Regions from separate parts of the Mus musculus genome. Here region 2 is linked to region 1. The links are chromatin loops, found by intact Hi-C in ENCODE. Cell type or tissue: heart. All regions are shown on one strand.

Region 1 (8,000 bases):
AAACTCTGAGAGATCTACCTACCTCTGCCTCCCAAGTGCTTAGATTAAAAGTATGTCTTCATGCCTGGCTGTAAGTATGGAGAACTCACTGAAAATTGATGTCACATTTGTTATTTTATTTTTTTAAAAAGTGTTATATAAGCCAACTATCAATTATATCGGTTTTGGCATGTAATCTTAGCACTCAGGAAACTGAGGCAGAACTATGAATTCAAGGCCTTAGTGAATTCCAGGCCAGTCCAAACTATCAGCAGATTTTGTCTTTTAAAAAAAAAAGGCGGGAATGGGGTGGGGGGCAAACTTGGTCTGAAAAGAATGTAAGAGCAAATTGCCTGCATAGGTAAAAACCAAGATGCTGAAAGATAAAGAGAAAAGCAGACAGGGAAATAAAGGCCTGTGAAGAACCCACATGGCACTTTTTTTTTACTTTGGTAGGAGGCTTCAAGAAAGAAGTTGCAGTCTCAACACAAGACAGTTCTGTGGGCTGCCCCTGATAGGTCACCGTCAATTTCATCCAGTGGAGATCCTTTCTGGTTCACCAAATATACCTCAGTTGAAACTCTAAGTGTCCCATTTCTCTGTTCTTCAAACTTTGAAGCCAGGAATACTTTGGTGGAAGACAATAAGTCAAAGCCAGCCTCTGCCATTCCATCAACAGCCTCCCCAGTCCATAAATTACAAAAGCCAGTTCCTTTGTTCCGTTCCCACTACTTGAGGTGTGGAAATAGAGCAGGAACTTTCTCTGCCTATACTTGAGCTATTGTGCGTAATTTAAAATGGCCATCCATAAAAAACCGTCAGGGACCCTTTGGGAATCTATGTCTCTTGCCCAGAGAAAGGACAATATCACTGCCCTGTATGCTAATATTAAGAGGAAAGCAACAGCCTCCAAGGAATGGAAGGGGGCACGTGCCCCTGCAAGTGCCACCCGAGGAGGTCTTGTCAGACGCCACAGGATAGGTCCCTACCTTTTCCTCGCGGCCCGGAACCGCTGGCACCACCACTGCCCAAAGCACAGGGTGCGTCCTTCCTGGGCCTCTTGCTCTGGGGTCGCACGCTGGACCTTAGGAAATGGTGCTGGTCCTGGGGGCTGCCCTGCGGTGGAGACGGGGTCGGCAGCCCTCTGGGTGGCGCGGGGGCTCCGGAGGCCCGAGGGGTCTGCCCGTCCCTCTTTGTGCTGCTGCTGTCCGCCGCGTCCGCGCCGCCGGGCCCCTCTCCGTCCAGCGACTCCTCATCGGCCGTCCGCTTGCCCAGCTTCTTGAGCCCTTCCTCCCCGCTGCCGGCGTCGCCCAACTTCACTGTCATCCTGCGGCGAGAGAGACGAGGAGCGGTGAGGCGGGCGGCAGGCAGAAGTTTACCGCCGGCCTCCCAACATGGCGGCCGTTGTTTGTTCCAGCGCCGCCCGCCGCCCGCCGCCCGCCCGAGGGCCCACAGAGTGCTGAGCCCGACCGGACCGGGACCCCGCCCCGCCCTTGGATGCCCCTAACCCAGGTAGACCAACACAGCCCGGAGCCACGGAAGGCACGGCAGCATGACCTGGCCTCTGCGCTTTGGGTCCCGCAGTACCGCCGTCCCGCCACCACCTAACCCAAGGAGCCGCAGCTCATGGCCCCCAGCTTGATCCCGCCTCGCTCCCCGCACTGCCCGTGCCTCCCCTCTGCTCCCGAGCCACGCGCGATCAAGCCGCGCACCTGCCTATTGCAACGGCCCGCGCTGCCCTCCGAGCCCCTAGTGCTCCATAGGCCAAAACTGCCGCTCCCTCCAAAGCTGGCATGCAAGAGAGAGACTCTGCACTCCGGAAACCTTCCCAGGAGGGAGATGGCCCGACTACACCTCTCATTCAACAAAGCCTGTTGCATAGAACAGGTTAGAGAACACCGGAAAAGTGACAGCAAACACTGTTATGTTCCAGTCGGATCTTAAGAATAGGAACTGAACTATGTAAACAATTCTGGAAACAACAAAATTCTTGCTTTAACTTCTACCACTGTCATAAGATATCGATAAGCAAAATAATAATTATCTGTAGCTAGGAGAAATTATACTCAGAATAAACTAAAGTTCAGGTACATTCCAACATCTTAAGACAGGCTGTGTACATGATGAAGCAGGACAGAGAAACACTCCGTTCTTTAGCAGACGCTAGGTCCAACATAACTGTTGAAAACATTCCACTTAAAAAGAAAAGCAGACAGAGCAAGGTACCAATGATAACAAAGAAACAGACTGAAGGTAAAGACAGAGATGTAAAACTCGAAGTAACACCATAAAATGGTGCTGCCAAAAACGGTGTGCAATTTTCCTGTTTGGCACTGATCTTTCAAATACTACCTTAAGAAAACCCTGGCACAGAACCACACAAGACACAACCCCACGCTAAATGATTTTATGGCACAAGACTTCGAACCTATTCACTTTTAACCCCCTCACCACGGTTCCCAAAACCCTGTCATTGTGCTAGGGAGCGAAACCCATTCCCAGAACCAGCACTGCCAACAGCACCAAGCAAAATGCATCAATCCAACAGGACCCACTCGCCGGCGCGCTGGGCCCTGTCCCCAGGCACATTCCGGTCGTTCCCCAGAGGCGGTGGACTCCATAGGAGTCCGTCACCGAAACCCGTCACTTCCTGACCGTGGGAGGCGCGGGCACTGTGGGCCTCGTCCCGGCTCCACACCCTTTGTCCCATTTCGGGTGGGAGAAGCTCGCACCTTCCTGAGGAGCTGACCGCTGGCTGCACGCGGCGCAGCCCACGAATACCGCGGCCCCTCCGCGGATCCCGAAGGCTCCCAAGTGCAGCCTACGGTCACCTTTTTCATCCACGCTTCCCGGCAGCCTGGCTCCCGGATCCCGGGCCTCCGCAGAACCGACCGGGCCCGGCAGCTCCGGCTGCGGCGAAGCCGCGACGCCGGGCTGGTGGTCAGGTGTCAGGCGCGGTCACCAAGCACTGTTCCCCTTCGCAAGACCTCTCCGTGGACTGGCGCGCGGCTAACAGGGCTGACGGCACCGGTGCAGCCGCCACTCGCCCTCCCACACCCGGGACGCCGCGCTCTAAACAGTTCCGGCTACGGCGGCCGCCGGGGACCTGAAGTCGGCGCCGGAGCGGGGAGGGGCGAACGTCCCGCAAAAAAGACGAGCACGTCCAGCTTTTCTGCGGGCGCGCCCAACCAGCTAGGCTGCCATTGGTCAGCAGGCGTTACGTGCGCGCGCCCGCACGATGTACAGGGGCGGGCCCGCAACGTGGGGCGTGTTGTGACGGCAACCTCGCGCCCTTGCGGATCATGCGTCTTTTCCGATTGGCCAACCGACAGCCAATAGGATCAGCGTGCTGGCTGTGATTGGCTGAGACTATGTTGACGGATGCGTGAGAAGAAATCACCGCCTCAGCGGGGCGTCTTGAAGCGCGCGGGAACTCGGGTGGGGACTTTGCACTTTGAAAACAGGTTTAAGACCATAAATGTATCGTAGCATAGTCCACTAACACTTTTCCTATTCGAAGCGATAAGGAAATGTGTTTTTAAAACTCTAATGCTTATGCATGTGGCGTTTGAAAAAAGTATCCCAGTTTGCAGGAGGTCCCCGCCTCTGGTTATCCCCTTGGCTCATTGGCGTGGACCGTGCTACTGCGCCTGCTCTTCAGCGACACTCGCCGTTGGCTAACACTGGCTAAAGTGCACACGGTCACCCAGGGAACCCTGTGCCTAGCTGCTGCAAGCCTCTGCTGAGTACCGCTTGCAGCGGTCTCTCGAGGCATCAACGCGCCACGCGCCGGGGCGGTGTCCGGTACTCAGAACGTTCCAGAGAAGCTCTCGAGCCGCGCCTCCCCATCCGATGCAATGCAACTAAGCTCCGCGAGGTGCCGACTGATGGCCTGCGTGGGGTAGGCAGGATGAACTCGGGGAGAAAAGTATTAGGAGCCTTGACGCAGCTTGCCCCGAGTAGCAAATAGATCTGGCCCACCCATCAGCGGAAAACCCAAACTGGTCCTAAAGTGGGCCTAAGACTCAGAGCTGCGCCGGGAGGTACCGACTGTTTTCGGTTCTTTCCGCCGCAAGTCACCAGTGGTCGTTTCGGGAGGCATCGGAGGCGCGGCTGTCCCTCGACTGCTTCCGCTTTCTTTACCGGCGTTGTCCGGGCAACACGGAGGCACAGGGAATCTGGCGAAGTTAGATTCCTATACCTAAGGTGCAGAGGGGTCTGGGGCTGGACCGGGGAGTGGCAAGAGGTGGGATGGGATCGACCTGGGACCTAGAGATGACCTGCCAGGACCCTCTCGGTTCCTCTCTGTGTGCTGGCTTCACATTGTCTCTCTGCACAATCCTAGAGCCCCCTGCTGGACTTTTGAGTTGCGGCGTGAGTCCCCCCCGCCCCCCAATGCATTTAGTATGAAGCTGGGGGAAGACAAAAAAGCCAAAATCCTCTGCTTGGTTAATCTTTGGGTGGCTTGTAAAGATAACATGACCTGAATGGACCACCTTGAACTACACTGTCCTTCAGTAATGTCTACATGATGCAGCTAGTGATCTTATTCTGGCCCAGAGAGCTAAACTTTACATCATTGGTCACTATCCCGAAAGGCTACTTTAGAACCCATCCTCTTGTTGAACAAGAGACTCTAAAAGGAGTATCTTGTCTTTAAGCCTACTTGTTAGTATGACTCCTTGGGCATAATGAATTTGACCTGCTTTCCTAAGAGTTGGCATGATGGAGGCACTCACCTCTGAAAATAATTGAATATAAAAATACTCAGTATAAAAATGAGGATCAGTTGACTGGAAAAAGTGAAATTGGCCTTTTCTTGTTTTATGGCCTACATACTTGAAACTTGTTCCTGATCTAAGGACATTAACAGATTTTTAAATAACTTTTGTGTGTGTGTGTGAGCATCAGCTTCCTAAAGTTGACTTAATATCTTTTTAATTATTTGGCTAATTCTCATTTTAAAGCATAAGTGCTGTGCTCAGAAGTGCCTCATACGTTTAATCCCAGGACTTGGGAGGCAGAGGCAGGCAGATATTTGTGAATTTGAGGCCAGCCTGGTCTACAAAGCAAGTTCTAGGACAGCCAGGGCTACATAGAGAAACCCTGCCTTGAAAAAACAAAACAAATGAATGAAAAAAAAAAAAACCTTAAGCACAAGCGAAAGAAAGAATGAATAGTTAGAACATTGTATAAAATGGACATACTGAAGTTGACATGTTGCCCTTTTTAAAAAAAAAAAAAGAAAAGATTTTTCTTATTTTGAGGCAAGATCTCACTATGTATCTTTGGCTGCCTGGAACTCACTGTAGTAGACCATATTTGCCTCAAACACATAGGGACCTCTGCTTCTTCTGAGCTGGAATTGAAAGCTTGTGCCACCATAGCTGGCTTACTTTTAATGTGTATATGTACAGGCGAGGCCAGTGGGGCATCAGATCCCAGAGGAAGCTGCCTGATGTGAGTGCTGGGAACTGAGCTCATGTATCTGGAAGACTCTCCTAACCACAAAGCCATCTTTCCAGCCCATGCAACAAATTAAATGCAGCCTCTCCCCCATCACTGTCGCTTGGTGGTCCTGACTGTCCTCTACTAAGTCGTAGCTAGAAGACGTTCTTGGGCTTTTTGGTTTCCATGAAGTTGAACGCTGTTTTTCTCTGTAGAGATGTTCTTTGATGGGTAGTTTACTTTTATTTTGTTTTAATGTTTTCTTTGAAAGTATCTGTGTACATTGAAACGATACTTATCGAATGAGAATGATCAAGAATTATTTGAAACACCACCCCCCTCCCCCCGTTTCAGTACTTGCTACTTGCATTCTCTGTTTAGTTCTCTCTTTGATAGCAATGAATTTTACTTCTTTTCCAGCACACCGTGGGTCATGCCAAGTTTAATCTTTTGCTTCTAATTTTATAGTTTTCCTTAATAGAATAATCTCTAACAAATGAATTGGCTTGCATTCATTTAAGAAACATTTTAAAGCTGCTACGTGTCCTTGTAGGTTTGCTTCCATTTTGTAATTCTGCGCGTAGTCACTAGGGGTTGGTTTTCCCGCCCTGCAGGTTTCATCCTTGACTAGGTCTGTGCGTCATCATGGCTCTGTATTTTGACCACCGAATCAAAGCTCCAGACACACCCAGCTCTCCCTCCCACATCACCTGGCACCCCACCCACCCATTCCTGGCAGTCGCATCTATAAGCCCATCTTCTGGAGGCAACGTAGACATCTACCTTGAGCAAGTGAGTCCCTGGAGCTATGTCGGCTTCAGCAGCTCCTGATTCTTGTGTTCTTTTCTCTTCCTGAGTCATGGAGGCCAGGAGGCAGCATAACTCGGCACGAGAGTTCTCCTAATCAGGTCTTCCTAAGGGCCAGTTATTCCCAAGCATCGAAGCCACGATATCCTGCACTTCTTTCATCCCTGCTATAGAGGTTCAAGAGCGTGCTTACAGCTGACCTCCTGTGCCGTATATGCATGCCTTCTTCAACTCTTTGTGTCAGCCCTTTGAACTTTTTTGATTTATTTATGTTGTGAGTATGATTCTTTTGCCTGCATGTGTGAATATGGGCCAGGTGCATGTCTTCAAGGTCAGAAGAAGGTATCAGATCCACTGGGACTAGACTTGTAGATGGTTGTGAGCCATCATGTTGTTGCTGGGAACCAAACCCCAGGTTCTTAGGAAAGTCAGTAAGTGCTCTGAACTGCTAAGCTACCTCTCTAGCCCCACATTGACCCTTTCGAACTACACTAGCTTCCTACGGCTGCTATAACAAATTGCCACAAAGTAGGTGACTTCAAAGAAGTAGAAAGTCTTTTTCTCACAGTGATAGAGGGCAGAATACCTGATAAAGATATTCATCAGATGAATCACAAAGAGTTGGAAGTCAGATCAATGTGAGGAGGTGGAGACTGCATGTACAGCACAGGGGGTCAGATCTAAGCGTGCTCTTGAACCTCTATGGCAGGATAAAAGGACTGCCATATTTGAGAAGATCTAGATCTTACGGGCTACCAGGCCTAGCTCAGGCAGTAAGCTCCAGATTCAAATGAGAGACTGTCTCAAAAATCAGGTGAGCTGATGAGATGGCTCACAGTGGAGGTGCTTGCTGCTAAGTGCAATGAGCTGAGTCCACATGACAGAAGGGAGAGCCAGTTCTCTCAGGTTTCCCTCAGATCTCCACGCCTATCTTGACACACATGCATACACACATGATAAGTAATCTTGTAAACCATGTTTATGTATTGCGTGTGAGTGTGAGCACACGTGTGTGCCAGGACCTGTGGATGCTAGAAGAGGACATTGGTTACTGGAGTAGGACTTAGTGGTTGTGAGCCATCTGACATGGGTGCTGGCAACTGAACTCAGGGCCTCTGGAAGAAGATCAAGAGCTTTGTGTGTGTGTGTGTGTGTGTGTGTGTGTGTGTGTGAAGATTTATTTATTTTATATATGTGAGTACACTGTCGCTGTTCTCACACACACCAGAAGAGGGCATCGGATCCCATTACAGATGGTTGTGAGCCACCATGTGGTTGCTGGGAATTGAACTCAGGACCTCTGGTAGAGCAGTCAGTGCTCTTAACCACTGAGCCACCTCTCCAGCCCCAGCAAGAACTCTTAATTGCTGAGCTGAAGCTGTCTCTTCAGCTCCTAATAATTTTCAAATTAAAAATAATGTGGAGAGTGACTGTGGAAGATACCCATCATTAGCCTCAAGTATCCACACGCATGTTGTACTGATGCGAGTTCTATGTGTCAGACCGCTTCTTGATGTACCTACTCCTATCTACAATGGGAGGTCTTACTTCTTGTTCCACACAGGGTGAGCCCGTGCCTGACACCCACATTGAGAGGTCTTTCCAGGCCACTTCACTGTGCTGGCACCCAACAAGGCTTATCCTGGCTATTGGCTGGGAAACTGGAGAAGTGATAATGTTTAATAAGCAGGACAAGGAACAGCACACAGTGCCCCTGCCACATACGACTGACATTGCCATCCTCAGTTGGAGCACCAGTGGGAGCT
Region 2 (8,000 bases), 57 kb before region 1:
CTGGTGTCTCATGATAGCAACAGAAGCTTGTCAGACAGATTTTTAAAAAGAAAATAGAGTTTAAGGCCAAGAACGTGAGAAGTATAAAGTCCACACCTGGAGGATTTGTCCTCTTGGGTATGTTTTTAGGTTCTTCAGTTGGTCCGAAAATATTAGATGCCATCCTATTAGGCTTGCTTGAAGAAATACCTTCTTCTGGACTTCCGAAAAGATCGCTCGATTCTCCTCCCGGGGGCTTCATGGACCTACAAGCACAGAGTGAACAAGAGTCACTGACATCCGTCCACCAGATTCCCAGGATTCTCTTGGACTGGTGCTGATGGTCTCTTGTCTGTGGTCTAGCCCAACACCAAACAGTACTGATGTGAATGAAAGCTGGCCCCATCCAAAGTGTGATGGTATAGGCCTATAACTCCCAGCACTTGGGAAACGGAGGCAGAATTTAGAGTTCAAGGCCAAGTTGGGTTTCACAGAAAGACACTGTCATATTCACAGGGGTAGGGGTAAGGTGAACCCCATGAGGAACTTTTCATTTTTTGAGTCACATTATATAGTAATTAGGATCAAAATTTTAGTTTTAATACTTTGCCAATATTGTTTTAGACTCGGATCCGGATAAAACACGTGATTAAAGAGAGATTCCTTTGCTCTTTTCTTCATGCTGTCTTCAGCTTTGCCATGGAGCTCACATGGAATCAAATCCCTTTACCAACCTTTCTGCTTCATAGCCATGGTAGCCAGAGACTTCTCTGCCAGAATTTATAGATTCTAATAAGAGGAGTCAGGCGTGACCGAGTATTAAGGTAAAGGGGCTACCCTTGTTTAACCCCTAGTTCCTTTGATTGGGTTTTAATTCAGACTCCTTATGTGCCTTTTAACAAATACCATGTTTCTCTTTATCTTAGATCCATCATCCCTGACGGTAATTCCTGACTTAAAAGACTCATTGTAGGGATCTATATTGGAATGTTTGGTGTAGCCATTGAAATGCCTAGACTAGAAAGAAAAAACCATCACCCACTGGCAGCATGTCCTTATGGAATGACCATTCCTCTTTAAACTCTGATATTCTACAAGCACAGCTTTTAAACAAACACCCACAAAAATGTGGTTTCTATGCCTTAGCTACAAACAGTAGTTTCCACCTAAAGTCCCAAACTTTGGGAACTTCGTCTAGAGCTAATGAGAAGTCTAAAAAGTTGCTTGTTTTGAATGCAGCAGCCGAAGACCTATGGCATTACCTGAAAGCTCTGCTCTGATGTCCAGAGCACGGGTATACAACTGCAATATGGTGAAAGACTTCATATGCATATTTCAGATACCTGGTTAGACTTTTAAAATGCCTTTCAGTCATGCATGCAAGCTAATACCTGTGATCCCACCACTTGGAAGGTGGAGGTAGAAAGATCAGTAGTTCAAAAGTTATCCTTAGTCAGGCATGGTGGCTCATGCCTTTAGTCCCAGCATCCAGGAGGCAGAGGCAGGTGGATCGGTGGTGACACAGTGAGTTCCAAGACAGCCAGGACTACCTACGTAAAGAGACTGCCTCAAAACTAAAACCAAAACTGATCCTCCACTATAGAGTGAATTCAAAGTCAGTAAAGGCTACCAGAGACCATCTAAAAAATAAGACATGAATTTTGAAGAGAGGCCACTTGAAAGTGAATTTTAAATCGGTGAATGGCCTATATTCATCCTGCCTCCCTCCCTGCTCTGATCTATGGTTACCTACGCAGCTGAAGAAGCTGTGGCTGTCCTAGAACTCTATGTATACCTGACTAGCCTCCAACTCACAGAAAGCTCTGCTCTGCCTCCCACTACAAGAATTAAAGGTGTGTGTACTGCACCTAGTTTCACCTTCTCACAGTAGGCCTAACCACTGAGACTGCATGACCTCAAATATTTAGAAAAATATTTAAAATCAAAGACTACCACATAAAAGCAAGACTGGAGGTTAGGACTGACTGAACAGCTACGTAAAACAGTGACCACTCAAAGACTTCATTAAAAACAAAAGTACCTAAAATGTGTTTGTTTCATTCAAAGAGCTAAAAGGCTGTCTATCATTGCAATGTAATGGGTGTGAAGTTCTCAGTCAGCCTAAGGCAGGGAGGGAAGTGTAAAGTGTGCCAGTCACAGATGCCAGGTCACTGTCTTCTTAGGAGGAAGGGGAAAGAGGATGTATCAAACCTACCCCACCAACCGTTACTATTTCTTGAAGGGTCTTAGAAAGGGATAGAAGTTCCTTTGAAAAGGGGGGAGGAGGTGGGGATGGGGGAGCTTGGCCCACTACAAAGAACTTAACAAGATTGTAGACCATACAAAGCAGTTGATGGGTAAGTTAAGACTACCTGACTTCCACGCCCATCTTTAGATCTTATTCTGACCATCTTCTTCTGGGCGGTCAGGTCTAACAGCCTTGGGTCTAGTCTCCTCTTTTCTCTTTCTTTCTTTCTTTCTTTCTTTCTTTCTTTCTTTCTTTCTTTCTTTCTTTCTTTCTTTCTTTCTTTCTTTCTTTCCCGCTCTCTCTCGCTCTCTCTCTCTCTGGTGTTTTGAGACTGGGTTTCTCTGTATCGCCTGGCTGTCCTGGAACTCACTTTGTAGACCAGGCTGGTCTCAAACTCAGAAATCCACCTGCCTCTTCCTCCCAAGTGCTGGGATTAAAGGCATGCGCCACCACTGCCCAGCCATTTATTTTCTTATTGGGGGTTGGAAAGAGCTGAGTCAGGATCTTGAAGTGCTCAAATTCACTATGTAGTGAGTGACAACCCTGAACTCATATTCTCTACCTCCATGTCCCGAGTGCTAGGATTACAAGTGTGAATACTCCTAGCTTTATTTTAATAATCTCATTTTACATGAAGCCACCAGCATCCTACCCTGTGGAGGTTTGACCCCGGCAGACCCTCACTCTACACTCTCACCTTCCCAGTCACTCTGTGGTTATTCAGACACAAGATACCGACAGCCAGACGTGTGTGTCAATGGTATGTGTTCCATGTATGTGATACAACAGAAGCAGGAGCCTCAAAACCATCTCCAGAGATGAGGCCCAAATTGAGTCTGTTACGGGAATATAGGAACTAGCTTTTGAACTTAATATGGGTATTGAAAGTAAGGATTTAGTATTGCTTTGTGTACTAAAATAATGAGCCACTTGGGCAAGAGCAGTGTCCACCTCCATCTCAAAGACAATGGAGCAAGCACAAGCTTCAAAGCCTACAGCAGCAATGCAAGTCTTAAGGTTGCCCCTGCAGGGTCTCACAAATGGGCCTTTCAACAAATAGGGCCCAGAACAATGGCACAGTGTGGCCTTCTGGAAGCCACTAGCAGCCATTAATCACAGTAACACCAGTGGAGTGGAAGGTTCTAGGGCCAGATTAGTCAACTCAGACTTTAGGACCAAATCCATAATTCCAATTACTTTTTCCTTTTGTAGTACCCTTTAAATGTTTCAGTAGAAATACTCAAGTTATCGAGAAAATATAAGGGATATAGGCAAAGATGAAAAGCCAGAGTTCAAATGAACTATGGCACTGGAGAGAAAGAAAATATCGACGGTTGTCAGCGCTCCCAGGCCTCCCTGGAATGATGAGTTTCATAAGAACTAGGAACTAATGAGAAAATCTGGGACAAAGCCATGAGAAATAGACCGGGTGGGGGGTGACGTGTTCTTCATGGTTAGTAATTTTTGTGGATGAATGACAGTAATACCATAACGCTTTTACAGTTCAAACATCTCCAGCACAAGAAAATCCCTCTGCTGAGGAGACAAAAGACAGGGTTAGACGAAAGGAAACCCTGGAGTACAGACAGACCTTACAGACTCAGGCTTTGTAGCAATCAGTCGGACTATGTGCTGCTATCTTCTCCAACCTGCCTAAGTTGCCATCCAAAGCACGCTTTCTATCTAATATGGCCCAGACTGAGGCTTCCAATTGCGCTTCATTATCCAGTTAAGGTAGCTCCCCTTTCCCCCTCATCCCGCTATCAAGTGGGTATTTCCTCCTTTTCCTAAATTCCTCTCCATGGACGCCTACTCAACAATTAACTCCTGGAGCTCGTAAAGTCATTCGAACACCAGTTTCATTTTATCAACTCAAATGGGGATTTCCTCCTTTTCCTAAAATCCTCTCCATGGACGCCTATTCAACAATTAATTCCTGGAGCTCGTAAAGTCATTCGAACACCAGTTTCATTTGATCAACTCAAAGCAGATCAGACAGAAAGCCTAGAGGAAACTGTGTAGGGAAGGTCCCCGCCCAGGGTGTAGCAGTCAGTAGTGCATCCAACAAACACCTGGTCGTGGGTTGGGTCTGAGAACGCTGCCGCTACTCAGCCACATTCAAAGGTCGTCATGACCAACCAAACTGGACAAGGGAAGGGCTCAGGAAGCGGCAAACAGCTCGGAGCGCCCGGCTAGCGTCTGTCCTGAGCAAGCACTTCAGGAGAGCCACGTGTCTTAATCCCGCCGCCCGGTCTCCACTCCGCTCTAACCCCACAGCCTTCCTGCAAGGCCCTGCGGGAGAGCGCGCACAGTATCCTCAGGGGAGCCCCGCGCCACACCCACCGCACTTGTAGGGTCTCCCGCCCGCCACGTGGCTGCGGCTATGCGCCCACCCGGGCCCCAGCACCGGTCCGCGCACCTGGAACCCGACTTGCCAGCTTGGCTGTCCGCGCCCTGGAACATGTCGGCCGCCGCCCCGCGCTTTCACAGCCGCCGCGCGGCGGTTCCCGCTTGGTCCCGCGCAGGTACCCTGACCCGCCCAAGCCAGTTGGACGCCTCTCGCGCCAATCATGTCTCTGCAGCCTATCGTAGAGTCGTGCCCCACTCCTCCCTCCCGCCCCCAAGGAGAGGGAGGCTTGGAGGCCCGCATCGCGCTTACAGCCGATTGGCTGCAGGGGGCGCCTCTCATGGCCTCAGGCGTGGGCATTGGTTCACAGCTCGCCCCACCCCCAGCCAACACGCCTCCGCATGCGAATCCGCATTTTCTGGCCGACCTATCCCGGGCTGGATGGCACTAGGAAGTTTCTGGCCGGTGGTAGCGGAAGGCTTCTTTGGGGTTACAGCACCTTCGGGAGGAAAGGTTCATGGAAGCGCACAACATACCCATAACAGAAGCAGCGAATTCTGTAATGAATTCCGCATTCAGCGGTCACTCAATCGCTGAATCTCTGATGCCTACCTGTTTGCTCACCCTCACCTCCAGGGCACCTCCAGGCCTTAGAGCTCATCTCATTACACTGTGCCTGTTGGAATACCCTAAGCATACTGGCTTTGAAAGCAGGCACAAAAGACAGACATTAGATGAAGTATTAGTATGTATTTATGCACAATAAAAACATTTACAAGCCGAACTGGAAATTTTAGCCGAAGTTTTAACAGTTCTTGTTTATTAAATAACCAAAACACCTTTTATTCCCAAAAAATTGGTAAAGAATAAATAATGTAATTTACAATATGGTACAAAAAATAATCAGAAGGACAGGCATTCTGCTTTATACATACACTGTATATTTATAGTCTATAAAACAAATTCACATCTCAAGCCGGAAACCTCAGATGATATGGCTTAACGATTATCAAAGCAAACAGCACTGAGCTCTGCCTGCTGGGGGCACCCCTCCAGCCAGTGATCTTACGAAAGAATAAGGGTCTGGCTGGGGCAGTGCTTCCAAAACTGGACTGACCACACCAGGCTAGCCTCTGGGAAAGGTATACTGTGGGTTTCTTTCCTTTTTTAAAGTGTTTTTTTTTTTTTTTTAAATTAAGACAAAGTACGGTATTTCCTCATGAATGCATCTGGGAGATTTGTTTTTAAAGTACATAAAACAATTTCCTTCTAAACTTATTTTGACCATTTCTAATAATATGGTTTGGTTAAAAATGCTATTGAACTGAATGACACCTCCCCTAGCAGAGGCTATCACAAGGAATGAAAAAGAAGAGGAGGGTAGGAAAAAAGGTTGACCAACAGATGAAATGTCCCAAAGTCCCACTCCCTGAGCAAGTACTATGCCCGACAGGATCTATGGACTTCAGCTCGCCTGAGCATCTTCTCTAGGACACAATCCATGCCAAGCACCAAAGATACAGGTTCCCCATCTTTTAAAAAGATGAATCAACATGTCTAAGAAACATTAATATTAACAAAAGATTTTCTCAAAGAATGACCGCATGTAAGTCACACTAAGTTCCAATGAGGAGAGGAAGCCCGAGTGAACGCCAACCATCCAAACTGATGGAAGGAAGAGAAGGAAGATGTAGAACCCAGGAGCCTGCCTTGCTGTTTTTGTTTTGTTTTTTAAAAAACTCTAACCTTTAGCAGTTTTCAGGTTTTATGCATGGATATTTGCTTACGCTGGGAGACGTTGTATCCACTGATTCTCTGCTACAAATGCCACCATTTGTCCTTTAATGTGGCGATGATGAGCAAACCAGTATGGCTGGTGAAGAACCTTCTGGAATCTTGTCAGCTTCCTTACAGTAACGCACCAGTCCATCTGATGCCGCTTGCTACTGGGAGACAAGGGCTGTAGTCTCTGCTCCTCAAGACGTCTCAACTCCTTTTAGCCGGCACAGACTAACATGTGCCTACAGCATTCACTGCCTCATGGAAACCAGCTTAAGAGCCCAACTACCTAGTTCTACATGCGCAGTTACCAGGATTCTACAAGCACCCATGCTTATTAATGTTGTGGGAGAGTCTACCTGAAACACAGGAAGAGCAGCTAGCAGTGGCCTGAGCCTAGCCTGGTACAGGCTACAGTCCCAAGATCTAAATGCCTTCAGCTAAGTAAGGCATTGCTGAAAGCACACAACTGGGTAGAGACACATTGGCTACCTTACCACAGTCTCTTGACGGCACCATATGCTTGCGCTTCTCATCTAACAGTCTGACTCTTACCAGATGTGGGGTCTGCATGTCAGCATCTGGGACAGATCCTTCACCAGTACCAGAGCCCTATACGGTCTTTGGAGCAGAGCCTGCACTCTAGGGTTTGTAGTAGCCAGAGAGGCAACTGGATCAAGTGTCCCAAAAGGACATTCCCATCCCTTTCTTCATTGCAGACAGAGAGACGTAAGGGCCTAGGATGATCTTAAGTACTACTGTGCAAGGAAGGAGGCTAGAACAGCTGGAAAACAGAGGTGGCAGCTTTAGGAGTTACAAGGACCTGCCAAGCTTGGTGTGGTAGCACATTACTTTCAGCCCAGCACTCAGGAGGTAGAGGCAGGTAGATCTCCAGCCAACTCAGTCTATAAATCAAGTTATAGGATAGCAGGGTTATACAGAGAAACCCTGTCTCAGAAGAAAAAGGAAAGGGGGTGGAGTGGGGTGGGGTGGGGTGGGAGGGGTGTCAGCCCTGGCTAGCATGTGGAGAGTGAGCAGTGACGTGGCTAGCACAGGGGTCACCTGTTCAACAAGAAATAGCCATGGCTACCTGATATGCTAGGTCCAGCAAGAGTGACCATGTTACAAGAATCTACTAAAGGGCAAAGAAGGGGAATGGAAGTATTTTTGGCACCACTCTGAGTCCGATGGCCTGAGCATGACAACTGACTGACCACCTCTGGGCTCCTGAAGAGGGCTGCTAAAACATCATCAAGCTGTGAGCTCTTCCTACACCCTGACATCTAAACCTGGCTTGGGTCCCAGAATAGGAAGAGAGATAGCCTGGGGCAAAGACACCCCTCAGATACCAGCAATAACACATGAAATTTTAAGTGTGGATAAAATCTGTAGACATTGCAGTGCATTTGGGGGTTGGGGTAGGGTCAGGCCATTAGAGAGAAATGGTATCTCAGATCACTTAGAAGGAACTAGGCTGGGCAGTGGTGGCGCACAACATTAATCCCAGCACTTGGGAGGCACAGGCAGGCGGGTTTCTGAGTTCAAGGCCAGCCTGGTCTACAAAGTGAGTTCCAGGACAGCCAGGACTACACAGAGAAACCCTGCCTCAAAAAACCAAAAAAAAAAAAGAAAGAAAGAAAGAAAGAG

The links. Hi-C counts contacts between places; a loop is a spot of excess contacts. Peaks named below come from ENCODE experiments on the same cell type or tissue, not always from the same donor. Only the 100,000 strongest peaks of a DNase experiment are listed, where the experiment ranks them.
Region 2: a loop joins it to region 1, with 6 times the contacts of the local background. A loop is called at or near these places in 7 of 42 quality-filtered maps.

Annotation. Positions count from the first base shown.
Region 1 is chr17:25,012,720-25,020,719 of GRCm38, forward strand. Cramp1l (cramped chromatin regulator homolog 1) reads right to left here and starts at 2,511. Exons shown (of 21, transcript NM_020608.3): 1 at 2,408-2,511; 2 at 969-1,306. The coding sequence starts at 1,305. It overlaps Ift140 (intraflagellar transport 140), which reads left to right and starts at 3,367. Exons shown (of 30, transcript NM_134126.3): 1 at 3,367-4,185; 2 at 6,042-6,219; 3 at 7,799-8,000. The coding sequence starts at 6,073. In heart, CTCF peaks have their summits at 1,582 and 4,318 (motif pointing left); DNase peaks (open chromatin) are centred at 2,592, 3,232, 3,642, 4,172 and 1 weaker place; H3K4me3 peaks cover 4,779 bases; H3K27ac peaks cover 4,101 bases.
Region 2 is chr17:24,955,922-24,963,921 of GRCm38, forward strand. It overlaps Jpt2 (Jupiter microtubule associated homolog 2), which reads right to left and starts at 4,702. Exons shown (of 5, transcript NM_198937.2): 1 at 4,647-4,702; 2 at 97-245. The coding sequence starts at 4,690. Cramp1l (cramped chromatin regulator homolog 1) reads right to left here. Exons shown (of 21, transcript NM_020608.3): 21 at 5,305-8,000. In heart, a CTCF peak has its summit at 4,898 (motif pointing right); a DNase peak (open chromatin) is centred at 4,870; H3K4me3 peaks cover 2,279 bases; H3K27ac peaks cover 2,063 bases.